2 separate regions of the Mus musculus genome follow, and region 1 is linked to region 2. Evidence: chromatin loops called from intact Hi-C (ENCODE). Cell type or tissue: gastrocnemius. All regions are shown on one strand. Links, peaks and the distances in the headings refer to the core of each region. The heading gives the core; the rest is flanking DNA.

Region 1 (14,904 bases), core at 2,541-10,540, 49 kb before region 2:
TTTATTCTTCATGTTGTAGCAGCTGTTTTTACCCTGTTAGTCATTCAACATCCTCATAAGCATTTCCCAGCAGTCCTCATGACTCAGGATTAAGCCAGTTAAGTTGCTGCAGTGCAGTTTACTAAGCTAGGTTAATGTCTTTGGACAGTTTATTCCTTTTCTGTTTTTAAAGAAATGGTGGAAGATGTTGTGGCTGGCAAGTATGCTTTATCCTCTCTGTCCTGCCCTTCCTTATCTGTCCTTTCTAGTGCCTGCTGACAAGGGTGAAAAGATCTTAGTTTTCTTTAAATGTGTGTGTGTACATACATATTTGTATGTTTGCATGGATGTTTTGCCTGTATGTCTTCACCCATGAAAACTGAAGAGGATGTTCAATCCTCAGAATAAGAGTCACAGAGTTGTGAGCCACCATGTGGATACTGGGAGCCCAAACCCAGTCCTGAAAATGCTTTTCACCACTTAGCTGTCTCTCCAGTTTTTACTTAACTTCGTTGAATCACTGAGTTGGATCCCAAAGTCTGCCCATCAGCAGGCATTTTACTCACTAGTCCAGCTGTTGCTTAGTTTGGTAAGACAGCCTTGTCACATGTGCTGGATCTCAGCTTGGGAGGCAGAGGCAGAAAGATCAGAGGTTAAAGGCCATGCTTGGATACATAGCAAGTTCAAGCCTAACCTGTTTTATGGGAAGCCCTGTTCTGGATCCTCTCTGACTATGAGAGAAATTGAGACAGTGAACATAAATAGACATTCCTAGATTCAAATCTAAATCTGACACCCTGGATCAGTTATTGATTGTTTTTCTTGTTCAAGGACTTGTTTCTCTGTATAGCCCTGGCTGTCCTGGAACTCATTCTATACTGCCTTGAACTCACTGCCTCTGCCTTCCAAATGATGGGATAAAAGGTGTGTGCCACCACTGCCAGGCTTCTGGGTCCTTTTTTTTTTTTTAATTTTTTATTAGGTATTTAGCTCATTTACATTTCCAATGCTATACCAAAAGTCCCCCATACCCACCCACCCCCACTCCCCTACCCACCCACTCCCCCTTTTTGGCCCTGGCGTTCCCCTGTACTGGGGCATATAAAGTTTGCATGTCCAATGGGCCTCTCTTTCCAGTGATGGCCGACTAGGCCATCTTTTGATACATATGCAGCTAGAGTCAAGAGCTCCGGGGTACTGGTTGGTTCATAATGTTGTTCCACCTATAGGGTTGCAGATCCCTTTAGCTCCTTGGGTACTTTCTCTAGCTCCTCCATTGGGAGCCCTGTGATCCATCCATTAGCTGACTGTGAGCATCCACTTCTGTGTTTGCTAGGCCCCGGCATAGTCTCACAAGAGACAGCTACATCTGGGTCCTTTCGATAAAATCTTGCTAGTGTATGCAATGGTGTCAACGTTTGGATGCTGATTCTGGGTCCATTTTTAAAGTGAGGGCCCATACAAAGAAGATTGTAATAAAAGTCTGAAGAGAGTTAGGGAAACTAGGATTACAACTCTGTTGAGACACAACAGCACCAATCTGGGGGTATAGTCTTGCAGGTAGAGGGAACTGGTTGCCCTGTATGGGATTCAGGAACCAGGCATAATGGCTGTTTGGGGGGCCTGTTGGAGAAAGACAGCATCTCAGAAGCAGTCTGCCTGAGCTTACCTCACTGGTGGATTCTTAGGGCAGATGTGACTGACCTCCACCCATCAACACACACTTTGAGTAAAGCAGTGACATCTCTGTGAGGACAGACTCAAGGCTGTCACTGCTGCTGGGTCCAGGTGCCTCCTGCAGGAGGAAGATGTGTTCCTTCATAAACACGAACCACAGGATCTACAGAGTTTCCTGGCCCTGTTAAGCAATGTCCTTAGTGAGTCCCTGCTCAGGCTTTGCTAGGTCATCATTTTCAGGCAACTGTGTTTACTGTGTGTGTGTGTGTGTGTGTGTTCATGATTTAAAAAAAACAAACCCTCATCTTTTTTTCTCATTAGGAATCTACTTAGTTTTCTCATCCCTTTCCCCACATAACAGCCCTATCTCACCCCACCCAAAGAGACTCACGAAAAAGAACCTAAGTCTAGAATTCTTCATGTGGCTAATTAATATCAGCAGCTGTCCTTGATGCAGAACAGAGTGCCAGGCTCTGAGATGGACACTTTACAGCTGAGAGTAAGTGAGAGAATTCATTGCCCAGTCCAGAGAGAACAGGCAAGAAAATGGGGTCAGAGAGGCAAACGGGTGTCTATGGCAGAGCCAGCCAAGCAAAGGATTTGTTTAGAACCTAGGATTTGCAAGGAACAAACCTGGTTTTCAACTTAGCCTGTCTCATCTGCTATGGAACAGCCTCCACTGCTCACTTATACAATGGGGAAAGGCAGGTTGTTTTGAATATGAAATAAGAAAGAATACGGAAAAAATTAGTGTGGTGCTGGGCTCAGTGAAAGGCTCAGGAGCTGTCTGCTGCCTAACATGTTAGCAGGTCCTGACCGTGTCCAGGGCATGGGGCCGGGGGGCAACCACACGTCTACATTTCCTTTTTCCACATCATCAAGTTCTTGAGAACAGAATTTGTTACATGCTGCAGCTCTTGTAGAATAGCTGAATTCCTGTCTCCAGGCTGAGGAAGTGAAACCCTTAGCAAGCTGTTTGAGCTCAGGCTTCTGGGAAAACAGGAAAAGCCTGCATGTGAGATCAACCAACTCCCCCACCTCACCCTCACCCAGTACCCCAATTCCATTCAGCCTTTAGGAATCAGGGCAAGGGAGAAGACTGAGGAGAGCTTGCAGTGCATTTTTAGGAGTCTAGCTGAGCAGCCCTTCAAGATCCTCGTTCCTGTTTCTTCACTCCAACATGGCCTCCAGGCTCCTATCAGCTTCCTTTCTCTTCACCATTCCTGTCTCTTGTCCTTCCTAAAGCCAAGGGCCTAAAGCTGCTCTCTGCCTCCACCTAGTTCTCTGGGAAATTGGTGCAAGAAGTCATCTTACACATGGGGATAAACTGCTCATGGCTGTCTTCTTTCCTTAGGGGAGATCTTTGAGCTGAAGGCAGAGCTTAACAGTGACAAGAAGGAGAAGAAGAAGGAGGCAGTGAAGAAAGTGATTGCATCAATGACTGTGGGCAAAGATGTCAGGTATGCAGGAGCAAGCTGGTGACGGCGAGGTGCTGACCAACACGAGGTGCCATAGCTTAGGTCCAGTTTGACTCTTTGGCTCCTTTGACAAACTTCATTTCCAGACACAGGATTCTGTTTGCACATGAGTGACAAGCTGAAATACTAATGGCTCAGACAGTGAGGGAGGGAGTGAAATAGACTGGGATGAAAGGGCAGCAGGCATTCAGGGGGTGCAGCAGAAAGCCTCTCAGAAGCCCTGCAGATTGCTGCCTGGTAAGGAAAATGAGCACAGGACAGCTGGGCACCCTCGGGTGTTTGTTTTCCTTAACAACAGGAAATGTGGGTTTGTTGCTTTGTTGTTCTCCATTCTGACACTCTGGTCTAGTCAGTCTTCATGTTGGATATAGTTGTGTCTAACTGCCTGTCAAGTTGAGAAGTCTCCAGGTGATAGATTTCATGACTGCTCTGTGTTTTCTTTTTTTTTTTTTTTTTTTTTTACTGTTTTGTCTTTCCATTTTTTTTTTTAAGATTTATTTATTTATTATATGTAAGTACACTGTAGCTGTCTTCAGACACTCCAGAAGAGGGCGTCAGATCTTGTTACAGGTGGTTGTGAGCCACCATGTGGTTGCTGGGATTTGAACTCTGGACCTTTGGAAGAGCAGTTGGGTGCTCTTACCCACTGAGCCATCTCACCAGCCCTGCTCTGTGTTTTCATTGGCCCATCTATAGAAAACCTTTGGATAACGTTTTCTCAGGTTCTCTACACATCCCATTGGATGCAATGATGTTTCTTCTGCCAAAATAAATGAGACAAAGAATGAGGAAAATGACTGAAATAGTCACATGGCCAGTGCAGAACTAGAAATCAAGCCTGGCCCTTTCAGAATCCAGACTCTGTCCTCTGTATGTCATGGTACCGTGCACCTGCCACAGAGGTTCTGGTACTCTCTGGCTGGACCTTACAGAATGTTCCCACTGTCCCAGGCTTCCACACAAATTGGCCACCCCATTGCTAACCTTAGGGAAGGCCCTTCTGCAGCCAGGTTAGGAGAGTCGCTAGCAGATACCTCATTAGGTCAGAGTGTAAAAGGATTGGGTGTCTGGGGTGTGAAGTGCCGCAGTGGGTAAGGTGTCTACCTCCAAGCCTGGTGACCTGAGTTCAGTCCCCAGGACCCACGAGACTGTCCTCTGCTGACCTCCACATATGTGCTGTTGACCACACACACACACACACACACACACACACACTCAATCAACTATGATTTTAAAACATGTTAAAAGGGTTGGACATCTCTAGGTCTCATACTTTCAAGAAAGAAAAACTGTCCTCCTTCAGTTAGAACAGTACTGTCACTTCCTAACAGAGCTCGCTTTGCTCATGACACCTGCTAGAGCCATTCAGGCTCTTCACTTCCTCTTCCTCTCCACAGTGGCTCTGTTCTGCTGTGCCATCTTTCCAGGTGACTTTGTCCATTGCAGCTCTGAGGGAACCTGGCCTATTGGGTGCCCCCTTCATGTTCTATGCTTCCTTGTTCTTGGCAATGAAAGCCCAAGAATTGAGACAGGATGATGGCTCAGATTCCAGAAAACCGATGTTTGCATTTCACATCTCAGGGCCTCTACTCTGCAGTGACCACTCTGGTACCCTATAGGGAAGAGTACTGTCAAGAACAGCAACAGTCATAGAGCTGGCTCTTCATGTTATTTGGGAGGTGGGCATGCAGGTTGAAAACAGAGCTTCTTTGTGTAGCCCTGACTGGCCTGGAACTCTGTAGACCAGGCTAGCCTCAAACTCCAAGATCCACCTGCCTCTGCCTGGTCAGTGTTAGATTAATAAAATAACTTAATGCACGCACCACCACCACCACCACCACCACCACCACTGTTTAAGATTTCTTATTCTCAGAGTAATGAATTGGGAACATGCTCCTGGCCTCCTGAGACTGTTCAATGAGATGAAGTATGTCTAACCCTTAGCACCAAGCCTGGCACACAGCATATGCACCATATACCTTGCTGGTTCTTAGTGGATGCCAAACCTGTCCCTTCAGCCCTGCTTCCCTGAGATGCTCTGGAGCCAGCAACTCAATATAAGGGATCAATGAAGTGTTAGGAATGGAAAAAGACTTAGTAATGCAGCAAAGACCAGAAGCTTCAGGAATGCTCTCTTTTTTAAGTATCACAAGGGCCTGGAAAAGTGGGTTTCAGAAGGTAGGGAGGAGTACTGGGAATTGAACCCTGTACTTTGTATGTGCTAGGCAAGTGCTCTACCATTAAGTCCCAGCCCCAGCCAAAGTCAACCTACTATTGCACCTTCTTTACAAATGAAGAAACCTGGGGCTGGAGAGATGGCTCAGCGGATAAGAGCATTGACTGCTCTTCCAAAGGTCCTGAGTTCAAATCCCAGCAACCACATGGTGGCTCACAACCATCCGTAACAAAATCTGATGCCCTCTTCTGGAGTGTCTGAAGACAGCTACAGTGTACTTACATATATATAAAAACAAAAAGAAAACAAACAAATGAAGAAACCTGTCCCCTGCTTCTCCCTGTCATCCCTTCCCTCCCATGCTGCCTGAAAAGCCCTCTTTTCTCAGTCTTCACCCACTTCTGATGCTACTTTGATTTTGCAGTGCTCTCTTCCCTGATGTGGTGAACTGCATGCAGACAGACAACCTGGAGCTAAAGAAGCTGGTGTACCTGTACTTGATGAACTATGCCAAGAGTCAGCCTGACATGGCCATTATGGCTGTCAACACCTTTGTGAAGGCGAGTAGAAACCCAGTGGAAGTGGGGACAGGGGTGAGAGAGGGCTGCTCACTCTCTCATGTCCCCGTCTTTTTGGAGTGCTTGGCACTTGGGCTCAATTGCAGACTATAGGCTTCCTGTTCAGGCTGAGGGCATCTTCCTCCAGCAGAGGGCTCCCTCTCTCTCCAGAACCACAGACTATGCCTCATTCACCCCCTGTGAGGTGGCACCAGGCCTACTGGCCTCTCATTCTCCTGGGCTGGGCAGTCATTCCCTGTGCCTACTGCCAGCACAGACTTCAGCAGGCATCCAAGAGCAGCTCTGTTCCCTTTCCATATGACTCCTTTCTATGTTTTCTGTTACCAGATGAGGAGCAAAGCATGAACTTGGACATTGACTCCTAGCCCACTGATGCTCGCATACAGGAAACTTAGGGGTTTCTGTGGCTATATGTGCCTATCATGCCAGCACTTGGCAGACTAAGGAAGGAGAATCACTATGACAGTAGGTCGTAGCTAGGCTATATAGTGAGCAACATGCCAAGGTCCTGTCTCAAAAAGAAAAGACTATGGTGCTAAGAGCATTGAGGTTCGGATTGCTACTCTGCTCTGACTGGGTGAGCCCATAACCTCCAAAGCCCCGCCTTCCTTGGTTGGGAAATGGCCTTAGGAAGAGCAGAGAAAGTGTGTAGAGCCTCTCACACAGGATGTGACAAATGCTTGGCATCCATTCTGTGGCATTTGCTTTGACTATTGTTGACTATGGTCAGTGGAGATCCCACAGCAGCTGATGTTGCACAGAGCTGGAGGCCAGGAAGAATAGGAAGCCACAGGTGACTCATCCCGCCTCTGCCCCTGCCCCTGGCCAATGACTGGTTCTCCTCAGGACTGTGAGGACCCCAATCCTCTCATCCGGGCCCTGGCTGTGAGGACTATGGGCTGCATCCGAGTTGACAAGATTACAGAGTACTTGTGTGAACCACTCCGGAAGTGCCTGAAGGATGAAGACCCATATGTGCGCAAGACAGCGGCTGTGTGTGTGGCCAAGCTCCATGACATCAATGCCCAGCTGGTAGAAGACCAGGGCTTCCTGGACACGCTTAAAGACCTCATCTCAGACTCTAACCCCATGGTGAGTTGCTAGCAGTCATTGTGATGCCTCCACAGACTCCTCCTGGATTGCCTGAGAAGACAACCTGGGTTGGCCCTTCACCTAGCTTTCCACCTTAGAAGTTAGAGCCTTGCTGAATATCTAATTGTGATTCTTCCTTGTGGTGGTTTGCAGGGAACTAGGCCTGGATTTCCTGTGAGCCTCTCAAACTAGCTACATTTAGGACAGCTCCCTAATCTTTCAGAGCCCTGTTTGTCTCATCATTAGATTTTGGGAGGTCACATACCTAACCTGAGCTGGCCTGATCTGGCAAGCAGTGACTACAGTCAGTCTATCGCTTTCCAGTTACTGTCATGTCAGTAACTCCTAACCAAGACCTCCTGTCATCTCCAGGCCCGTAGTCCTCTTCCTACAGTGCAGAAGACAGGACACCAGGATGTATTAGGTGGGAACCCAATCCCCTCACTCACTGTGATGGCAGGGGTTGCAGTGAAGATTGTGAGGATCTGTAATCCCAGCAATCAGACGGCTGAGGCAGGATGATTGAGAGTTAAAGGCAAATCATTGATGCATAACAAGATTTTTCTAAAAATTGAAAACTATGTAAGAAAAAAAATGAATATTTAAAACACTGGGCACTGCTCCCACTCTGTATCCAACAGAAACACCGATTGCTCATAGATTAAAGACAGCTAACTAGACCACTGTGTCAGAGAGGAAAGATGAAAACATTGTAGACTGTACAGAAAAGGAGTTGTCCTGGCCGAAACATTTAGTAAACCCCTCTATAGCCCACATCCACTACCAGCAGCCTTGACGAGATGTGCAGGATTCTTCTGTCTCGGAGAAGCACGGCTGACAACCACTGCAATGAGCACTCTGGCCAGTAGAGGGAAGTTGGGTTGCTAACAGGCATTGTCTTAAAATGCGAGGTCCCTGGACTTGGGCTACTTTCCCCACTTCTTTTCAATGGCAGGTGTACTAATTTTAGTTTTGCTTTACAGAGGGGTCCGTAGGGTGAGTGCTTGTCATAGGCCAGACTTTCTTGGGGCTCTAGAACCTACCAGTAGGGTCATACCATAGTCCTTACAGAACATCCCATCTTGATCTGCTAGTGTCACTAGCCTCTGTGCTCCCTGACTTGAGCAGTACCTTCAGCCTCTACCCTTCTACCTTCTCATCCAGGTGGTAGCGAATGCAGTGGCTGCCCTGTCAGAGATCGCTGAGTCTCACCCCAGTAGCAACCTGCTTGACTTGAACCCACAGTCTATCAACAAGCTGCTGACAGCCCTTAATGAGTGCACTGAATGGGGCCAGATCTTCATTCTGGACTGTCTGGCCAACTACATGCCCAAGGATGACCGTGAGGCCCAGAGGTGAGCAGACCAACCCCTTGCTTACCAGCCTACTTGGATATGGTCCTCACGGGGCTCTCTGCGTGGGGCCTCAGACCTGAGTGGGCCTCTTTCCAAGACCTTTCTTCCTAGCATCAGACACACTTTAAGGGAACTAGCACGCTACTCACCTCCAGAGCCATGCTATCAGTTGTATGGTTTCAGGCAATGAGCTTCCTGCTTGCTGTGAGCCAGAAACGGACAAGGATCTGTCTGGGCTGAATCAAGAGTTTTGTAGCTCCAAAACCAGTAGTTTTTCTAGGTACCTGCTGCATGCCTTCATGTTAGGTAACCTTCAAGTCTGTGACATGCGCCCTGTCGGCCTAGCCCACCTCACAGACGAGGAAGCTGAGTTAGTGAGTGGGGAGGAGCTGTGTAGTTCACCCAGCTGGACCTGTCATGGCCAACGTGAGTGAGTGTTTAGGCAGTGGGGAGAGAGAGAAAGAGCTGGCAGTTAGAGGTATCTATCCTGTCAGGCTCTGCACTCATTCTGTTCATTTACATGCCTGCAAGCCTGTGCTGCAGACATGATTGCATGCATCAACTCTAAGATGGGGAAACTGAGGCTCACGGTGTCTTGGGCCTGTTAGTCGGTAGGCAACAGACAAGGAGGCCTTCCTTCTATAGAAGATAATCTGTTTTAGCCAGAGATTTAGTTTGGTTGGTAGAGTGCTTGCTGAGCATACATGAAGCCCTGCGTTCTGGCCCCAGCACTGCATCAACCATGCATGGTGGTGTGTGGGTAGTCTCAACACTTGGAAGTGGAGTTAAGAGGATCAGAGTGTTAAAATCAGTAGTAGAACACTTGTCTCACAGACATGAGGCCTAGGTTCAGTGCTAGTACTGGAAGAAAAAGAAAAAATGGGGGAAAAAGGAAACAGCCTTTGGCTTGAGAAAGTCATTGGCTGCATAGCCCATCTGGGTTACATCTGTCTCAAAAAAAATTCCCCCCCAAAAAACAAAAACAAAAAACCATGCTATTTTAAAAAGTGAAACAGAACTTTTCCCTTCTCTCTTTCTCTTTCTGTTTGCTCTACTGGGATTGCTGGACCGCAGCATCTGTGAGCGGGTCACTCCTAGACTCTCCCATGCCAACTCTGCTGTGGTGCTGTCTGCGGTGAAGGTGCTGATGAAGTTCATGGAGATGCTGTCCAAGGACCTGGACTACTATGCCACACTGCTCAAGAAGCTGGCCCCTCCCCTGGTCACACTGCTGTCCGCAGAGCCAGAGCTGCAGTATGTGGCCCTGCGCAACATCAATCTCATTGTACAGAAAAGGTACAGCGACGACCACACGTTTGCCATGTACTAGAGACAGGAACCCTCAAGGGAGACCAATTTGTCACCATGTAGGAAGGGGTTCTCAGCCAGAGTGCCTTTCCCCTCGGGGTCCTTGATAATATTGGAGACATACTTGGTTTTCACAACTAGAGGTTGCTACCGACATCCAATGGGCAGAGACCAGGGACACTGCTCAGTGCCCTGCAATTGCTGTGCACTCCCAGGTCAGCCTCAGAGAGGACTGACAGGTAAAGGTAAGTGTGATGCTACTCCAACATTGGGCAGCTCAGAGCCTGCACAGTCCTTGAGATCTGAAGACTTTGTATGTGTGCACTTTGCTTGGGAACAAAGTTCATAGGCCTCATCAGAATCCTCAAAATTGGAGACATTAGAGATGGTGAGGGATGGTGGACTTGGCATAACCTCAAGGCCTAGGGAGAAGTAGAGTGCTGGGCAGCCTGCTTTCTCCTCCTAAGGGAGTGACTCAGGAAGTCACTGCTCCCAAGGAAGGGGTCCAGCGCTAGATGGGGAATGTCTGAAGTGCTATGAGCAGCACCAGTCAGAAGTGTCACAGAAGTGACCTCTTCTGAGGCAGCCCTGAGGGAGGGCATCTTGCAGCTGGGTCAGGATCTACCTCCTAAAATCTCCTGGCCTTTAGTCTAATAGATCTCTCTGTAGTCGGGGCTTAGTGATAACAGCTCATTCCTGCTGTCTGCTCCCAAGAACCAGGAGCATGGTGGTCAGGCCCCAGGAAGGTAGTGTACTCTTTGTCACAGCATCTGTTGGATTCTTGATATTTCTTTCCTTTTTTTTTGTTTTTTTTTTTTGTTTTTTTTTTTTTTTTCGAGACAGGGTTTCTCTATATAGTCCTGGCTGTCCTGGCATTCACTCTGTAGACCAGGCTGGCCTTGAACTCAGAGATCCACCTGCCTCTGCCTCCCAACTGCTGGGAGTAAAGGCGTGCGCCACCACCGCCCGGCCTTGATGTTTCTTAGAGGGCTAAAGATATTTACTGAGCTGGGTGGTGGTGGCGCACGCCTTTACTCCCAACACTTGGGAGGCAGAGGCAGGTGGATTTTCTGAGTTGTAGGCCAGCCTGGTCTACAAAGTGAGTTCCAGGACAGCCAGGGCTACACAGAGAAACCCTGTCTCAAAAAAAAAAAAAAAAAAAAAAAGATATTTACTGAGCTGGCACATTTGCGAAGATTTGGAAGGTAAACATGGGTAAAGTATCCCAAGTCCCTAAGTGATGTGAAGAAACTTGGCCTTTGCTCCTGCAGTGCGGGTGTCTGTGCAGTGCATGGCCACTGCATTAGTTAGAATATAGGAGCTTGGTCAGCATGCAGGGTCCTCTGTGCTATATTTGACATGATAGTCTCTTAAGACATTGTCTGTGTCATGGGGTCATGACCTGTGCCAGCCTGACGTGACACGGTGGCCTTTGCCAAGTCTTGCTTATGGAAGTCATCTTCCTGCTACCCATCTCACTTCCCTTCCCACAGAGCACCCAGAGCTCACTCAGCCAGCCCTCCACATAGGTTTATAGACACCCAGAGCTCACTCAGCCAGCCCTCCACATAGTTTATAGACACCCAGAGCTCACTCAGCCAGCCCTCCACATAGGTTTATAGACACCCAGAGCTCACTCAGCCAGCCCTCCACATAGGTTTATATGACACCCAGAGCTCACTCAGCCAGCCCTCCACATAGGCTTATAGACACCCAGAGCTCACTCAGCCAGCCCTCCACATAGGTTTATAGACACCCAGAGCTCACTCAGCCAGCCCTCCACATAGGTTTATAGACACCCAGAGCTCACTCAGCCAGCCCTCCACATAGGTTTATAGACACCCAGAGCTCACTCAGCCAGCCCTCCACATAGGTTTATATGACACCCAGAGCTCACTCAGCCAGCCCTCCACATAGTTTATAGACACCCAGAGCTCACTCAGCCAGCCCTCCACATAGGTTTATAGACACCCAGAGCTCACTCAGCCAGCCCTCCACATAGGCTTATAGACACCCAGAGCTCACTCAGCCAGCCCTCCACATAGGTTTATAGACACTCAGAGCTCACTCAGCCAGCCCTCCACATAGGTTTATAGACACCCAGAGCTCACTCAGCCAGCCCTCCACATAGGTTTATATGACACCCAGAGCTCACTCAGCCAGCCCTCCACATAGGCTTATAGACACCCAGAGCTCACTCAGCCAGCCCTCCACATAGGCTTATAGACACCCAGAGCTCACTCAGCCAGCCCTCCACATAGGTTTATAGACACTCAGAGCTCACTCAGCCAGCCCTCCACATAGGTTTATAGATACCCAGAGCTCACTCAGCCAGCCCTCCACATAGGTTTATAGACACCCAGAGCTCACTCAGCCAGCCCTCCACATAGGTTTATATGACACCCAGAGCTCACTCAGCCAGCCCTCCACATAGTTTATAGACACCCAGAGCTCACTCAGCCAGCCCTCCACATAGTTTATAGATACCCAGAGCTCACTCAGCCAGCCCTCCACATAGTTTATAGACAGCACAGACTCCTGAGTTCCTCCTTCCTCTGCGCCCATCACAAGCTTCATCCCTGGCTGAAACTTTATTTTAGAATTATTAATTTCTGTCTTGGAAAGGGCACAGAAGTAGAATCGGATGGTGCCTTTTACCATCAAGCTCTCAACTGTTTAGTGTGTGACAGATCCAAGCTTTGTAACCTTTCTGAATGTCCTTGTTTTAGAAACACGTCCTGTGGGACCATTGAGGGCAGCAGGTGGCAGCAGATGAGCAGTGGGCACACTTAGATTGCTCATCAGGTGACAGTTCCTATTAGCAAGTGCCTTCATAAAGCAGACATTGATTATCCTAGATGTCTCATCTCCCTCACAAGAGTCTGTTTGTGGCCACAGACTCAGCCTTATGTCTTGAAGCTGGCTAGCATTTCCCAATAGTCAGCCGTTGTGCTCCTCCCAAAGAATTCCTAGAGCGCCTGCAGCTTGGTCATAAAGGAGAATATGGAAAAAGTCACGAAACGTTTCCTCATGGGCTTTCCCTCTGTTGGAGGGTCACACGAGACAGACAGCGTGTGTGGAATGTTTCTGCCCATGGAGCCTAATTGAGACAGGGTACCTAAGGTGTGCATTAGGGGTACACTCCAATATTTTAGGGCTCCAGAAGGAAAGCAGGGTTTGAGCATAAATCATAAGTAGTTTATAAGTAGTGCAGTCAACCATCTTTATCATTGAATGAACAGGATGAATGTTCCCAGAGTTTGAGTTTATCACACAAGATCTAATACTAGCAGATTTGGGCCTGTGGTGGTAATAATTGTTCCTGCATAGTTCATTCTTATTTCATGGGTTAGGAATGCTGCCTGCTAACCTTGAACTATTTTCCCTTCCTGAGATATGGCCCAACAAGCTGTAGCAGGCAGAACCACTGCTGATAATCACACAATCTTATAGAGGTTCTGCCTCCCTAGAAATCAGGTTTCACCTGCAGCCCAGGAATTCTCCAGCAGATGTGGAATAGCTTCCTTAAAGATCTTATGATGTCTGTTTGTTTGTTCTCTGGGCATCCTGTCCTGCCACCAGGCCAGAGATCTTGAAGCATGAAATGAAGGTTTTCTTTGTGAAGTACAATGACCCCATCTACGTGAAGCTGGAGAAACTGGACATTATGATCCGCCTGGCCTCCCAGGCCAACATTGCCCAGGCAAGCAAGCAGAGTATGTGGTGTGGGGCACAAGCTTTGCTGTCAAGACAGTTTCCGTTACTAGCTGTGTCTGTAGGTCAGGTCGGCTAAACATGCTCGGTGTTGACATTTTGTCTCAGAGTTCAGCAGGGGGCGGGTGGGCTGTAGAGCATTGTAAACAGGCAAAACCAACTTAAACAGGCAAAACCAACTAATATTTTTACTACTGAAGAATGTTCTTAAGCTGTGCACCCAGGTACACTTCTGAAGTCCCAGATACTTGGGCTCCTGAAGCAGGAGAATCACCAGTCCTGAGATCAAGACTATCCTGGGCAACGTGTAGACTTCCTACATTTACTCAAAAAGTTCACATATTCTCCCTATGGCCTGTCACTTACTCACTGAAGAGTGATAATTGGACACCTAGGGATGGATATCGCTCAGTCAGTAAAGCACTTACTAGGGCCAGTTATGAAGACTTGTAAGTGGTGTCCTAAGGGAGCTGAAGAGATGACTCTGTAGTTAAGAGTCTCACTCCTCTTTCAAAGGGCATGGGTTTAGTTCTCAGCACCTACTTCAGGAAGCTCACAAACACCAGGAACTGCGGTTTCAGAGTATCTGATGCCGCCTTCTGTCCTCTGTGAGACACACACACACACACGCACACACACACACCAATAAAAAAATAGATCTTTTTTTAAAAACTGAGTTTGGTGGTGTGCCTTTATAATCCCAACTCTTGAGAGGTAGAGACAGGTAAATTCCTGGGGCTGGCTAGCCAGCTAGCCTAGCTTCATCCACAAGCTCTGGGCCAGTGAGAGACTGTCTCAAAGCCCCCAAAAGCAGTAGTTGAGGCTGGGAGTGTAGGTGGGTGGTTAGAGCATCTACTTAGAGCCCCCGATGAATCCCCAGTACCACACACACACAATAATGCACTTGGATATAGTAGCTGCTAATATAAAGCAAGGGTTGTTGTCCCTTGCTACACAGTCATCCTCTACCTTTCAGGTTCCTTTGAGGAACCTAATGATACCCACCCTACCCCTGGGGGAGGCTGTCATGTGAGCAGGCAGCAGAATCATGTCCCTTTGGGCGTTTGTGCATTCCTATTACCCAGGAGTTGTAACAGGTTGTTTCATCAGACCCATCCAACCTATTTTTTGTTTGGACCACAGGTATTGGCAGAACTCAAAGAGTATGCTACAGAAGTAGACGTGGATTTCGTACGGAAGGCAGTGCGTGCCATTGGCCGCTGTGCCATCAAGGTGGAGGTGAGTAGGTTCTGAGAATCCATTCTTACCCAGGCAGGGAGAAGGTTGTTAAAAACAGAAAGCAGGCTGATCTTAGCAGTTATTCATGATACACTTCTGAAGTCCCAGATACTTGGGCTCCTGAAGCAGGAGAATCACTAGTCCTGAGATCAAGACTATCCTGGGCAACGTGTAGACTTCCTACATTTACTCAAAAAATTCACATATTCTCCCTATGGCCTGTCACTTACTCACTAAAGAGTGATAATTGGACACCTAGGGATGGATATCGCTCAGTCAGTAAAGCACTTACTAGGGCCAGTTATGAA
Region 2 (14,904 bases), core at 4,112-12,111:
TAAACCACGAGTACCCAGGTTGAGGCTGCGGTTCGAAGATGATGCAGGGGAGAGCCCAGAAAAGGAGTTGGTGCCCAGGGTCTCACAAAACAGGAGGAAGCTTTGAAGCCATCGGCCTTTGGTGGACAACCGGGATGCAGACAAAAAGTCCAATGCGACGATTGGCCCAAGGTCATTCAACCAGGACTGGGTCTGACCCCAAGTGGCCTGATTCTAAGAGCCTGGGCTTGGTCAACAGCCAGGTTGCAGCCAGCGGTGTTGGAGGAACAGGGAGGTGGCGCCCAGCGGCTTCGGTTTTGAAACGGTTGAGGGAAGCTGACTGCCACCTGGGGAACCAGGCTTTAACAAGGCGACCCGCCTGGCAGTCACTGGGCCGCGACCCTCCCCGGGAGGGGCGGGGCGGACAGTTACCTCATCGCCGCCTCCGGGAGGCCCCGCTCGCTTGCTCGCCCGCGCGGCCGACTGGGGCGGCGGCTCCCGGCGCCGGAGCGAGAAGGGGACGGAGCTGAAGGTGGGGGCGGGTCTGCACCGCACCGGGTGCACTCTTCCTGCGGAGCTGCGGGTGCGTCCGCCCGCTCGATCCTCAGGCCTGGCCTCTTGTGGCTGAGGTGCTGTAGGCGACGCGATGCGGGTATCCCGGGCCGGGCAAGCAAGGCGCAGAACGGGCTCATGAAGCTCCCCGGTGCCAGGCGCGGGAGCGCGGGCCAGCCATGGGCGGCAGCCTGCGGGTGGCTGTTCTGGGTGCTCCGGGAGTGGGTAAGACCGCCATCATCCGCCAATTCTTGTTTGGTGACTATCCTGAGCGCCACCGACCCACGGACAGTCCCTGCCTCTACCGACCCGCGGTGCTGCTCGACGGCGCGGTCTACGACCTGAGTATCCGCGATGGTGACGTCGCTGGACCCGGCTCAAGCCCCAGAAGTCTTGAGGTAGCGGTTCGAGGGGGCCAGGGGTGTGTGTACACTTGGTGCCCATGTGTACTGATCCAGGGCGCCCGAGCCCGTTCTGGGATTGAAGTGTGTGTGTCTAGGTAGTTTGCATACGAGCTTCCTGCGCTAACCTGTAGGTGCCCTGTGGCTGTTTCCTCTCTCTCTCTCTCTCTCTCTCTCTCTCTCTCTCTCTCTCTCTCTCTCTCTCTCTCTCTCTCTTTTGTTTTTGTTTTTGTTTTTTTCGAGACAGGGTTTCTCTGTGCAGTGCTGGCTGTCCTGGAATTCTCTCTGTAGACCAGGCTGGCCTTGAACTCAGAAATCCACCTGCCTCTGCCTCTCAAGTGCTGGGATTAAAGGCGTGCGCCACCACGCCCGGCTCTGTGGCTGTTTCTTGTCTTCTTTGCCTGCCTAGGCTGGTGTCTGGGTCAGTGTGTGGCACAGCTTGAGCTGAGCCGCGCCGCTGTGACAGACTGGACCAGACACAGGAGTACCCTTTCTAGAGGGGGCCACCGCACCCTCAGACTCCCAGTCTTTGGCGCTGCATTCATTTCAAAGCTGGCATTTGAGCAGCACCTGGGAGGCTAAATGAAGTTTTGGTGAAAGAAGCTGTAAGAATATTGCAAGGGGGAAAGAGCAGCAAGAGACAAGCCAGAGGCTTCACCTGTACAGCTGCACCAGGACAGTCAGTTACCATCTGTCAGCCGGTGGACGGCAGATCCCAGGCTCTGAGGCAGTAGGAGCATAGTAGGTTGACGGGTGGCCCAGGAAGTAGGAGGGCTAAGGACTGACAAGATCCAAGCACGGCTGGGAAGTCTGGCCTGTGGGAGGGCGCGTCCCATCCGGAGTATTGCTGGGAGGTGACGGGGAGTGAGGTTGAATTGGAGTAAACCCCAGCCTCTACCCTCTAGGAGTGGCCGGACCCTAAAGACTGGAGCTTGCAGGACACAGACGCCTTTGTGCTGGTCTACGACATCTGCAGCCCCGACAGTTTCGATTATGTTAAAGCCCTGAGGCAGCGTATAGCAGAAAACAGGTGAGGGCTTGACTGGAGGTGGAGGTCTTGCTAGGGGAGCGGGTAGTTATGGCCTGGGTGCTTCTAGATCATACTTTGTGCCCACTTGAAGGTCTCTTGCTGTATGAGACACTTAGCACACCGGGGTGTGTGTGTGTGTCTGCCATAGCAGGGGACTCGCCTTCATTTGTACACATGGGGTGGGTTCCTCTGGCCATGGAGTCTCCAGCACTGCGTCTCTCATCTCCATCGGGCCTCCAGGCCGGCGGGAGCACCAGAGGCACCCATCCTGGTGGTAGGCAACAAGCGGGACCGTCAGCGGCTGCGCTTCGGACCTCGCCGTGCACTGGCCACTCTAGTTCGTAGGGGCTGGCGCTGTGGCTACCTCGAGTGCTCAGCCAAATACAATTGGCACGTGCTGCGTCTCTTCCGAGAGCTTCTGCGTTGTGCTTTGGTGCGCACACGTCCTGCACATCCGACCCTCCGCCTGCAGGGGGCGCTGCACCCAGCGCGCTGCAGCCTCATGTGATTGGACAGGGAAATCTCTTGAAAGCAGGCTCCCACCCAGACTCCTGGCCATCGGACTTTTCTTTGATCTTGATTGGACCCAGCTAACTCCCAATCATTGGACAGGTCAGTTTTACCTGAGACCTTATTGGGTCATAAGCACAGATGGAAAGGACTTGACTATGAATGTGATCAGAGGCATTTGAACAGCTTCTAGCACTCATATTGAACTACATAGACCCGCCTGCCTCTACCTCTCCACGGCTGGACTGGCTACTGGAGACACTTTTAAAGCCATGCCTAACCAGGTAATAAAAACAAATGCAAAAACTGTAAATGCACAATTTAAGGGTTTCTTGTTCTGGTATATGCAGGTTCAGAGCATTGAGGTCTGGCTTCTAGGCAGTTAACTCTAGAATCCCAACATATAATGAAGGCTCAGTCCCCAAAAAACAGGAGCTGGAGCAAGACTTTACTGTCAGAGGTTCTGCTTACTGGACCACAGGTCCTCTGGACACCGGGCTGGCCCGGTCTCCTCTAAGGCATTCAATAATATTAGTAATTAAATAGCAATGCTCATCCCCCAAACCGGAATGTACAACAGGTGTCCCATTGTGCCATGTAGTCCCGTGGGGTCTGGTCCCATGAGGTCTGGTGCTCGAGATGGAAGGGGGGTCCCTGATGCAAAGGGTAGGTTAAGGCCACAAAGAAAATGGAATGGGGTGTGGGTGTAGCTAAGCCGGTCCATCACATCGAAGAATCTGGCTCGGTCCTTGGGGTGACCGAATGCTGGGCATGCCAAGCCCCGAGTTCTATGGGTCCCGATGGGCGGCGGGGTCCCCGAGGTGTCGGTATGCGTGAGGGTTTACGGTCTGGTTGTGTGTCCATCCGCCCCCTTGCCCAGGTCAGTGAGGGTTCTGGGCCAGCCAAAGAGCTCCTGGTTGCATCCAGTGCCCCTCCTACAGCAAGGTAGGGGCTGCCCTCATCGGAAGAACTGGACAGAGCTTGGCTGCGGGGCCCAGGCAGCCCATTGGCTGTGCGGCCTGACTCCCCAGGTTGGCCACATTTGCCACCCAGGACACTGAGTGATGAAGACGAGGAGCTGGATGAACAGTAAGCAGAGTCCGGAGCTGGAGGGTCAGGGGCAGATCCCATGGGGGTATGGCTGGCAGCAGCCTCCAAGGCGCGGGCATTGGCTAAGAATTCCTCTTCCAGGCGCCTGAACAGCTGCTGCTCCTGCTGTGGGTCAAGCTGCAGGGGCGTGCGGAAGATGCTGGCAGGTGTGGCAGCCAGCTCTGGGCCGGGGCTGGGGCCCCTGGAAGGCCGGGGTGCTGCAGGGCTGAGGGCACGCGGAGTCTGCGGGGTACTCCTCCCAGAACCTCCTGATCCCCCGCCACCCCTGCCCCGGGCCACCCACGAGTGCTGGCCGTCTCGGTCCCTGCGCACCATCAGTACCGCCTGTTCCTCGCGGCTCTGGCTGCGGGTGCGCCTTGCTGGGCTGGAGGTCGACAGCTGAGCGCCTCGGCCTCCTGGGGCCACGCGGGGCCGTCCCCGGTCCAGCCGGTCTCGAGACTGGCTGCGAGGCGCGGTCGGCCGTCTCGGGGAGGCCGGAAGACAGGAGGTCGGCCGGTGGCTGGGCCGCTCCCTCCGGGAGCCAGTGGCTGAATCGTCGCTGCGGGCACCCATGGGGCCGCTCTGAGCAGAGGAGGCTGAGGAGTCACTGTCCCCAGAGTAGCGGCGGGAGCGGGGAAGGGGGGGCAGCTGATCGCGGGGCCTGAGGTGGGGTGTGAGAGAGATGTGTATCACTGGCGCGGGTGGAGCGAGCTGGTGAGGCTCGGGCTCTGCCAGGGGACTTCCAGGCACAAGTGAGCGTCCAGGCTGAGGCCGCGACTTCCCGCCCTTGGCTTCCGAAGCCAGGGTTGGATCAGCCACCGCCCGGAGCCCGCCCCAGCTGTGTTGTTGGTTTGTCTGGGTTGCCATGGAGATGGAAAGCCGGTACCGCCCCCACGCACGGGAACTTTTCCCAGGGTGTGAGTCATCGCGCCCAGGCGGACGCCCCACCCCCACCAGCCCTTGGAGCTCCGGAGGTGATCGATCCTCCAACCTCTCACCTGAGCGGGGTCTCAGGCCCCTCCTTTGTGCCTCGCAGGCTGATGGGGGTTACTTCGGGCCGGGAGCTCCTGCGCTCACTCCCAGGGACTGGGCTACCGGGGCGGGGGCTAGGAGTGGGTGATCCCCTCTGCGGGGAGAAAGTCCCGGTCCTCTGCTGGGGCAGACGGTGCGCTGTGGGAATGGATACAGCAAGTGAGGGGCAACACCTTAGAAACCGGCCCCTCTCTGCTTGTGGCCCACACCCCCACCAGGAACTTACTAGAAGACGAGCAGCGACAAGGGTCATGCTTGTCTAGGTAGTGCTCCAGTGTGTCCCAGCCGCCCCCCACTCGCACCATCACGTGACTCCTCAGCACCTATGGGCCGAAGGGCAGGTCACTGCGGGCCTCCTAGGCCACCCCTGAGGTGCTGGCCTGGGCTTCTCCTCCCCCCACTTACCCTCACGAAGATGAGCAAGCTGGAGTCTCCCACTCGGTACTTCCCCTCGGAGACCTTGATCATGGGAAACTGGTCGGGGCAGGTGCACCTGCCTAGGATCTCCCTTACCTGAAGGCAGAGAAGAGCGGGCTGAAGGTCAGGGGTCAAATCCCTCCTGGGGTTTAACAAGCAGCTGCGGGCCAGGAGGAAGTAACTATTCCAGCCTACACGGGACCTTTTGCCTGATCACAGTGGGGGCTCTGAGAGCCAACTCGAAGAAGAGGAGAAGCCAAGGCCTATCTCCTGGAAGAAACACTCTGAAAGGCCTTAAGCCCATAACATCTTCACACTGGTGAGGTCCACAGTCTGGACGGGAAGGTTCAAGATGAGTGCAGGGGGCCATGCTCCCAGCTGAGCATGGCAATCAGAGGGTACCACGTCGGACACTACTGCATACTTGTCAATGGAGGCAGGCTGGCTATGTGGGAGGCCTACCCACGGCAGCCCGGTGCCAGAGGGAATGAGCTGGGTTGGGGGGGGTGGAGGCTGGGGGTGAGTGGGTGGAGATCGGGCCACCATTCTGCCCACAACCATCGGATGCCTGACTTGGGCAGGCACATCATAGTCCTAAGCTCCTGATAAGAAAGAAACTCTTGGCCCAGTTGCGGGGGTGTCAGGGACACATCGGTCTTGGGAAAGGCGGAGGGAGCTGGGGGTCTGTACCTCCTGTGCTCCCAAGTGCACCTCCTGTTCCCAGGAGCAGTGGTAGCGGGGCCAGGCTCTCTATCAGGGCACCAGGGTTGGTGTCTTCCCAGACCCTCCTTGTGTACCAGGCTTCTTGCCAAGAGCTTCCTACATATATAGCCTCAAGCCCGGGTAGCGGCCACTCAGCCCCAGGTCTGAGGCTGCCAATGCATCTGCCTGGCACCCCCCAAGTCACAGTCCTCCAAATGAAGGAAAGCACTCAACTTAGTTGCCGCTCATTTAATACTAAAAGCTGATCTCCTGCCTCAGACCCACCTGAGCTGTGTGGCCTCACTCAGCACCTCTGCCTCTCTGAGCTTATTTCTTTGTGGCCAGGTACACACTTGGCAGTCACCATATGTACTCTTAGTGGGGAAGGCTGCTGAGAATGGGCCCCTGGAGGCTTAGGGTTGGGGTAGGTATTAGCTCTGCCATCTGGTCCCCTGATGGGGGGGGGGGGACGGGACGGGACGGGATGGGACACCCAATGTGGATATCAGAAGACTCACCAGCTCATCAAGGTTTCGAAGGTCATTGGGCGTCATGCGGGGTGTGCGGGTGGGAACCCCTGGTACAGTGGCAATTTCAGTGACATCCTCTTCAGCAGCAGGGACGCTGGAAACCTGAGGGGTAGCTCGAAGCTCCCGCTCGATCTCCTGCTCGAACTGTACCAGCCTCGGGGCAAGCAGGCCAAGGCGCGCCCCACGCCGGGCGACCTCCAGCAGGCAGAGCACCACACTCTTCTCGTTCTTGCGTAGCACCAGGTCCTCTGTCTCAAACATGAGCACTTCAGGCACGCCCAGCTCAGCCCGGCACCAGCCGATGAAAGAGGCCACGTTGTCTCGGGCCATGAAGGAGCCAGGCGCCACACTGTGTGCCTGGAAGGCCACACCTCGGGTTGGACGGGCAGCAGCCAGAGCCCGGGCAGCCTCGGTGACAGCGTTGGCATGTTGGCACAGGGTTGTGCCTGTGGCCAGCCCCGTGAGGAAGCCATCGCCACTGCCGGGGAGACCTAGACTGTACAAAGCATTGAGCCAATCGGCCAGGTCTTCCTTCATGGCTTCCACATAGGCCTCACTGGATCGGAAGGGTCGCACACTCTTGGCGGCAGAGCCTGCGATGCCCGCCACTGGGTTCGCCATGCCCAGAGCCAGTGGAGTCACTGTGGGGACATAGGTCAGGATTGCTGTGAAGACTCGAAAGGGTTCAGAATGGTCCACCTCTACCAGCCCGCCACTCAGGGGAGACGCTAAGTTTAAGAGCAAGCTGTGAACAAGCAAACGTAGCACCACATTGTTCTCACGGTGCCATGACCTGCTTTAAGGGACTCAGTAACATTTACACCATTGTAGTGTTTATGTTTGCTGTCTGGCTGGTCGGGAGAGGGTGGCTGGGGACAAGTTGGCACCCACGAGGAAGAAATGCCATTTAAAAACATGAAGACATGTGGGTAGGGAGGGACAGGAGAGGAGCCTCGCCCAGAACCACGGAGAGACTGTTTCCATTGCTCAGCCCATAACCTGCACGAAGTCCCGCCTTTCCCTTCTCCTCTCCGCTAAGGGCCGCGCCACAGGCTGAGCGGCGACCGCGTCTCCATTCTACAGATGAGGAAACTGAGGCGCAGTAAGGGCAGGCATTCGCCGAAGGTCGCAGAGCAGTGGGTGGAGGAATCGGGTCACCCAGGCAGGCCGGATTCCTGCTGCGAAAAGCCGCCCGAGCTGGTGCCTGAAAGGCCGGGACTCCGAACGGCCCCCGCGAGCCTCCGCAGTGCTCGAGGCCTGGTCCAGAGAGGGTGAGTGCCCAGTCAGGGTCACACAGCCCTGGGAAGCAGAGAGCCCGCACCGCCCGGCCCACCTCCAGGCACTCTGGCTAGGGCTCCTGGGGGTCCCCGCGCTCACCTGGCTCACCCCGCCGCCCCGGGGAGCATCGCCCCGGCGGGGCCGGAGCCGGGCCGCGCCGCCGCACACAGGCGTCGCCCGAGATCGCTGCTTCCAGGCGTCCGCTCTGCCCCGCCCCCCTGGAATTTGGATCCGGCCAGGAAGGGGCGGAGCTGCGCTCTTAAAGGGGCCGTGCCTTTCTCGGGCCTTAGGCCCTAAGGCATCACCCCCACCTCACCCCCCCTTTAACTCCGGGTCTGGGTCTTCCTAGGCGGGGTTCAGATCCTTTCAGCTGTCCTTCCCCCGTGACAGTGGCCTCCCCGGAAGCGATAGGGGCCGGGGACTGCAGAGTCACCTCCGTCCCGGGTGGACCTCTGCAAGTCAGATAACTGGGTGCTCTTCCTGCAGGACGGCCCAGGGATAGCTTAAGGTACAAGGACGATGAGGCTCAGGGATCGGAAGGTGGCTGCGGGTTAGGTTAAAAGAGGGGGTGTGGCAGGGGCAACTACACGCCTTAGGAGGAACCTGGAAGATCTAGGGAATCCTGCCCCCTACTGTCGCCCGAGAGAGGAGTGAGATGCTGGAGAGAGACTGGAAATCTTGTGGGGGTGTGTGGACTTAATTTTAACTCAGATCAAGGAAGGAGGCGACGGAGGAAGCTGAGAGTCATCTAGAGGGAAAGTTTTTCACACTGAGGAAGCCTATCTCAAAAAAAGGAAAGGAAGGAAGAAGGAAAGAAAAATGGGTAGGTTTGCAAGGCTGAAGTGGTGAAACATTAGGGCCTTGTGGACCATGCTTTTCAAAGGTCATGGAAGAGAGGTTTATTTGTTTGTTTTTTTTTAAAGATTTATTTATTATATGTAAGTTCACTGTAGCTGTCCTCAGATACTCCAGAAGAGGGCATCAGATTTTGTTACGGATGGTTGTGAGCCACCATGTGGTTGCTGGGATTTGAACTCCGGATCTTCGGAAGAGCAGTTGGTGCTCTTAACCACTGAGCCATCTCCCCAGCCCCCGGTTTATTTGTTAATTATTATTAAATTATTATTGTTGGAGTTTGTTGTGGTTTTGAGGCAGGATCTCACTATGTAGACCAGGCTGGCCTGGAACTCCCTATATAGACCAGGCTGGCCTCAAAAGTCATAGAGATCTGCCTGTCTCTGCCGCCTGAGTGCTGGGATTAAAGGAATGTTCCACCATGTCATTACTTTTACAGAGTTCTGCTATGTAGCCTGAGCTGGCTTTGAACTCATGGTGTGCTCTCTCTGTTGGGATCCCAGGCCTCTCTCTAAGGAGGAATTTAGGAGAGGCTGACGTAGCAGCCATAAGGGCTCCTGTAACTGCTGTTGTTGCAGCGTCAGGGTCAGGGTCAGGGAAGCCTCTGAGGGAGGCAAGTGGTTTAGGTTGAATGGGGAGAGGGGATGCTGGATCTTGACTGCCTGTTGAAAACTGATGATGTATGTTAGTGAGGTGAGTGTGTGAGTATAGATGAGGGAGAAATCCCAGGTTTGGGGGTGAACATTGTGGACACGGAGTTGTTAAACAAAAAAAAAAAAAAAAATAACACCTAGCAGGGAGTGAAGTCCTGAAGAATTGGCTATGGAGACTGAATTCTAAGTGAAGGAATTGAGAAATGACTTGTCCTGGAACAAGCAGTAATGAACCGTCATACCCAGCAATCATCTTCAAAATAATCTGATACACCGATACTTTTTATTACATCTGTTTAGTGAGTGTGTGTCTGTGTCAAGGTATGTAGGCAAGGCAAACTTTTGGGAGTTTGTTCTGCCTTTCACCATGTGGGATCCTGGGTATTGTGGCATGGTGGCAGGTTCCCTTATCCAGCCTCATATGATGGTTTTGTAGATCTAGGGAAGCTGAGGACTGGGGAGGTTAAGGTACCATTGCCATCAGCAGCTCTGCAGGAATTTGACCCCTACTTATAGCCACCTCACTGTGCTTCAGTGTTCTGGACATAGAAGACTGAATCTAAGCTCTGTTGGTCACCAGTGTTGTCTGACAAACTTCCTGGGGGAGATGTCACACACAAGTCTGTGCACTCCTGATAGGGAACCCACAACAGACCAAAGGACTGAAACCACAAAAGCCCAATTTTTATTGGAGTTACAAGAACAGACATGGCTCAAACAGCAGCATCACCAAAGGCCCACCCAAGCATGAGTGACAGCTCCCAAAGATGGGAACCTGATCATAGCCTGCAGGCAGCTCAACAGGTTCTGGAATGTCCTTTCTAGGTGCCTCAGTTGGTCTAAAACTCTCTTCCAGGCAGCTGCTCTGGTCTCAAGAGTCTCCTTTCACTCGGGAGGCAGAGTCAGGAGGATTTCTGAGTTCGAGGCCAGCCTGGTCTACAGAGTGAGTTCCAGGACAGCCAAGGCTACACAGAGAGACCGTCCCTGTCTCGAAAAAAAACAAAAAACAAAAACAAGAGTCTCCTTTAAAACTTGGCTTGTCTGAGAGTTTTCTTTGCAGCTTGGCTCTACTTATCCTGGCAAGTTGGGGCCTAGTGAATCTGGTCTGTTCCAGGGACTTCCTGAAGCCATTTTGAGTTGTCTACTTTCCTTTTTAAAGAGCTTCATAAAGGATGGGATAGAATGTTTCAATATGAAACTCTTACACAAAAACTAGGTACCATGCTTAATCTCCCTAAGCCTCAGTGACTTCATCTGTAAAATGGAACTGTAGTTATCACATCATAATTGTCAAAATACTAGTTATCAGTTCAACTCCGGGTGGCCTGGTGATGGAGACATGTCTACTACTACTTCTGAAGAGTAACAAAGACAAATCTAGTCCCTTGATCTGGGGCCTGTTTGAGTCTTATTCCATACTGTAGCCTCTAGTATGGGATTTCCTGACATGACAGTAATGCAGACCTCACTGATGTACTAGAATCCTGGATACTTATAGATCCAAGAGCAGAGACAACTATTTGTATGTGAGCAGAGCCCAGTCTAGGACCTATCAAATTCACAAGTTTCAGAATGCTGTTAGCTGTGGACTTTGTCCAGTGCCCTGCCAGAACAAAGCAGAAGGTTCAACGCAGTCCACTTGAGTGCTGCCCCCACACCCCTACAAGGCAGAATGGGATGGCAGAGTGGCCAGCTGCTGCCCTGGACCCTGATTGTACTGAAGTAAAGAGGGGCACTCAGTGAACCTCTTCCCACATAAAGGCCTGTGCTGTAGGGCCATAAAATTATGCTTTAAATTTATTTGCTGTCGTCCTTTCCCTCCCTCGAGGCATCCACCAGCCTTAGGATGGCTTCTACACTGCCTGGGCGATCAAGCACTGATCCACCCTTAGGCAAGTGCTCCAGTTCTCAGTATTTGGAAGTCTGTGACCTCAATTTTGCAATCCTATTTGCAATCTCCTGAGTGCTGGGAATCAAGTGTGCACTACCACACTCGAGTATGCGCAAGTTCTTTGACCTCTCTCCAAGCAGGTGTTTGGAGTTAACATGTGAGGACATTTGACATAGTGGCTGGTAGAAGAAGCCTGGTGGCAATGACTTTAGGCCCCACAACTGTGTGTAGATGGTGCTGTCCCGTGGGGCTTGACTGCAGTGATAAAAGGAAGAGCAGGGTTGTGGTGAGACAATAGTTGAGATCAGAGGTCTTGATAGTTCACTCAGGCATGCTGGGGAACCAATGAAGGTCTTGTGTCCAGTGTCCTGAAAGTGCTCTGGCCTCTGAAAAAAACGGCAAGGATGGGGAAAGGGAGTCAAGTTCGTTTGTGGGTGGTCATAGCCTTATAATTACTAGAAATGGACAGATAAACTAAGATGGAGGCTGGTGTGGGGTATTAATAGTTACTTGCTGTGACAGAACCAAGCCCTACTTCCTGGCATACTGAAGCAGAGGCAGCTCTTGGAAGAAGGGTGCCAATTGAGTTAAAAGCACAGGGTGGGCCCACTCTGTGAGGCTAACCTGGTCTACAGAGCAAGTTCCAGGACAACAGAGATTACAAAGAAAAGCCCTCTTAAAAAACAAAAAATAAACTGGGCAGTGGTGGCTCATGCCTTTAATCCCAGCAATTGGGAGGCAGAGGCAGGCGGATCTCTGAGTTCGAGGCCAGCCTGGCCTACAGAGTGAGTTCCAGGACAGCCAGGGCTACACAGAGGTTTCTGTCTCGAAAAGACCAAATAAATAAATGAGCTGGGTGGGAAAGCCCCATTTTGAAGTCCGGAAGAAGGCAGCAAAGGACTAGAGTGACCACTTGGCACTGCAGAGGACACGATCAGGTCTGCTATCCCAGCAAAGGCACAGGGCGATCCTGTGAATTCAGATAGTGGGAGTTGGAATGATGATAAGTCATCTCAGAGCCTTCTGGAAGGGAACAAATGACCCAGTAAAGCCAAGAGCTGGAGATGCGAGCACAGGTTTCCAGTGGGCATCTTCGAGGGCATCACAAGCTTCTGCTCCCATCTAGCGAGGGCTGGAAAGAACTGGACATACACGAGAACAGAGGAGGAGGATGACAGTTTATAAACATTTGGAATTTTATTTAAAAAAAAAAATCACAACCATGAACATTGTTACAATTAGAGGCCCTCTTGGTTCTCCACAATGATACTGAGCATGCTCACAAGGGGTTCCCATTGTTAAGTCTTAAAACAACCATCTTAAAAAGGAAAAAAAAAAGAACAAATCAAAAAACAACAACAACAAAAAAAAACTCAGCACACTACTATTTAACTTGTTTTAATGTTTCTTCACAAATGGTGAAAATACTAAAGTACAGACAAGGAATAATCATAATGTTGTCGCCAACATTATAAATATGGAATTATAAATTTAAAACATTTTCTGGTTTAAAAAATAAATCTGGTCGTCAATGCAGCTCTGCAGGTCTCTAGTAGGGCCGGTCTCTGCGTTCCTGACGGTGCTCGCCTCTGCAAAGCAAAGGGACCCTTAGGTCAAAATGAGAAAGGACAGAAAACCCTGTGAGAGACCCCAGACACCCCAGGACTCACTGCAGCAGAGGTTGGGAAGGGGCAGTGCTCTCCCACCACATACTTATCCATTTTCCCAGGTCCTCCACGTCCGCCTCTTCTTCCTCCCATCTGTTCCATTAAAGGTCCAGGAGGCCCCCCAGGACCACCTCGTCTTCCTCCACCAAAGCCACCTCGGTCCATTCCACGGCCACCTCGGAAGCCTCCTCTGTCTCCACCTCTGCCACCTCTGAACATTCCTCCAGGACCACCACGGTCCATGAGTCCTCCTCTTCCTCCTCGCATGCCACCAGGGCCACCTCGTCCACGATCACCACCTAAGGCAGAGACAAGAGTGACAGGTGAGTCAGGAGTAAAAGCCGAGACTGAAGACCTGCTGTGGTAGATCTGCTAATCCTTCTCCTAGAGCAGACACTACTCAATCACCAGGAAGCTGAAGTGCTCCAGAAAACCTGTACCTACCCGGAGGTGGAAAGGGTGGCGGGAGGAAGCCCTCGGGCTTAGGGGCCTTACACTGGTTGCATTCTGTTCTCCAAGCGAAGTTCTGGTTTCCACAGCCCCTGAATAAAGTTATATCACAATAGAAATCACCAAGAGAACTGAGAAAGGTGGAGATTCACACCACACTCTACACAGTTATGGAGTTTCAGGCACAAAGCACAAGGACCTGCAGACAACCCCAGGCCGTCCTGAACCTCCAGAAGCAGTCAGTGCTGAGTGTGTGTCCCCCCCCCCCCCCCCCCCCCCGTCCCGTCCCGTCCCGTCCCGTCCCGTCCCAGAGTGGGAAGAGGGTGTCATCACTAGCACGCAATCTGCTGGGAGAAGTACATACGGATTGGGACACTGCCAGTCTCCAGCTCGGTGCTGGACATTTCCTCCTCCAGAGGGGTTTCCTCTGGAGCCTCGGGGCCCTCTTGGAGGGAAGCCCCCTCTGTCTCCTCCACGGCCTCCCATGCGACCCATGGGTCCTCCAGGGCCTCCTGGGCCACCAGGACCTGCAATAACAAACAGTTCATCACCTCTCTATAGCAGCTTTGTCATGGTGCCCTCTCCTGTAAACTCACAGTGCTATCCACACACTATTCTTTCTGCGTCATTTCATGTAGCCTCCAACTATGGCATTTTCATAGAAGGAAATTGACATCTGGGCAGATGTTCTCTAGAGCTTCCACTCCCTCTAACTAGTTAACCCATATTATTAATGCAGTGTTGGCTTTCAATGGCCTAGTATCAATTTTACATACCTTTTCTTTGTTTATTATTCAACTAAGTTTCTCAAGGGAAAAAAACCAAAACCAACCCAACCCAACCCCGTTTAACATAACAGCACAATAGCTAAAACAAAGTGCCTAATACCTCCACGAAGTGGTGGTGGCATCCCCCTGCCCTCACGAGGTGGCATGCCTCCCCGCATGCTGTTCATTGGAGGCTTCTTTCGGGCAAGAGACACTTTAAGTTTGCTTCCTTGAAAATCTTTCCCTGGAAAAAGATTAGAGAGCATCAGTGAGCCTCACACTCCAAACATCCCTCTCTGAGCAGTCACTTTTCAGCAGACTCCACCTTACTCAACTCCAGACTTCCCGAAGCATGAAACCTGGCCCCTCACAACCTCCAGGCTCTTTCCTGGTCTGGCTGGGAAAGTATCACAGTTGGTAGGCTTGTTTAACACGGCCAAAGGCTTGGGTTCAATCCCCAGCACCACATAAAACCGAGCATGGCAGCCAATTAGCCTAGGACTATAATCTCCACATTTGGGAAGCAGCAGTAGACTGGAGGATCAGGAAGCTCAAAGGTCAGTACTAGCTACAGATGGAGTTTGAGTCAGCCTGGACTACATGAGATTCTTACACAAGCAGAAAGAAAATGAAACAAACAAAACAACTTCACTGCTGAGATGAGAATAAAAGATGTTAAACTACATTCCTGTAATTCTAGAATTTTGCAGGACTGTCAGGTTTAAAAATCAGCCTGCCCACATAATAAAATCTTTACTTAAAAAACATCAGCCGGGCGTGGTGGCGCACCTCTGCAACCAGGCAGAGGCAGGCGGATTTCTGAGTTCGAGGCCAGCCTGGTCTACAGAGTGAGTTCCAGGACAGTCAGGGCTATACAGAGAAACCCTGTCTCAAAAAAACAAAACCAACCAAACAAAAACCAAACACCAAAAAAACAAACAAACAAAAAAAGCAAAAACCATCAAAGGCCCAGGGATAAAACTCAGTGGTAGAGCACTTGTATAGCACACAACTCTCATGGTGCCATCCATTCCTGTTATGTGTCTTTGGAAGGGGTTTCTGCCCTTACTATGTATGGCATGCTCAGACAAGTACCTGCAG

What was found. A loop is a pair of places that touch in the nucleus more often than their neighbours do. Peaks named below come from ENCODE experiments on the same cell type or tissue, not always from the same donor. Only the 100,000 strongest peaks of a DNase experiment are listed, where the experiment ranks them.
Region 1: a loop joins it to region 2, with 7 times the contacts of the local background. A loop is called at or near these places in 19 of 42 quality-filtered maps.

What each region holds. Positions count from the first base shown.
Region 1 is chr11:5,009,872-5,024,775 of GRCm38, forward strand. Ap1b1 (adaptor protein complex AP-1, beta 1 subunit) reads left to right here. Exons shown (of 21, transcript NM_007454.3): 3 at 3,011-3,116; 4 at 5,735-5,870; 5 at 6,735-6,980; 6 at 8,145-8,335; 7 at 9,410-9,631; 8 at 13,226-13,346; 9 at 14,501-14,596. Among named protein-coding and RNA genes, the nearest start is that of Ap1b1, 30 kb to the left of the region's middle. In gastrocnemius, for the core only: CTCF peaks have their summits at 6,013 (motif pointing right) and 7,843 (motif pointing right); a DNase peak (open chromatin) is centred at 6,065; H3K27ac peaks cover 823 bases.
Region 2 is chr11:5,057,596-5,072,499 of GRCm38, forward strand. It overlaps Gas2l1 (growth arrest-specific 2 like 1), which reads right to left and starts at 7,732. Exons shown (of 7, transcript NM_144560.3): 1 at 7,620-7,732; 2 at 7,242-7,499; 3 at 6,231-6,883; 4 at 4,999-5,106; 5 at 4,820-4,916; 6 at 4,560-4,731; 7 at 2,780-4,222. The coding sequence starts at 6,863. The coding sequence ends at 3,196. Ewsr1 (Ewing sarcoma breakpoint region 1) reads right to left here. Exons shown (of 17, transcript NM_007968.4): 13 at 13,925-14,047; 14 at 13,401-13,563; 15 at 13,031-13,128; 16 at 12,633-12,885; 17 at 12,092-12,508. The coding sequence ends at 12,469. It overlaps Rasl10a (RAS-like, family 10, member A), which reads left to right and starts at 533. Exons shown (of 3, transcript NM_145216.4): 1 at 533-929; 2 at 1,838-1,962; 3 at 2,203-2,790. The coding sequence starts at 711. The coding sequence ends at 2,470. In gastrocnemius, for the core only: a CTCF peak has its summit at 8,156 (motif pointing left); DNase peaks (open chromatin) are centred at 4,431, 6,643, 7,738 and 8,097; H3K4me3 peaks cover 4,296 bases; H3K27ac peaks cover 4,016 bases.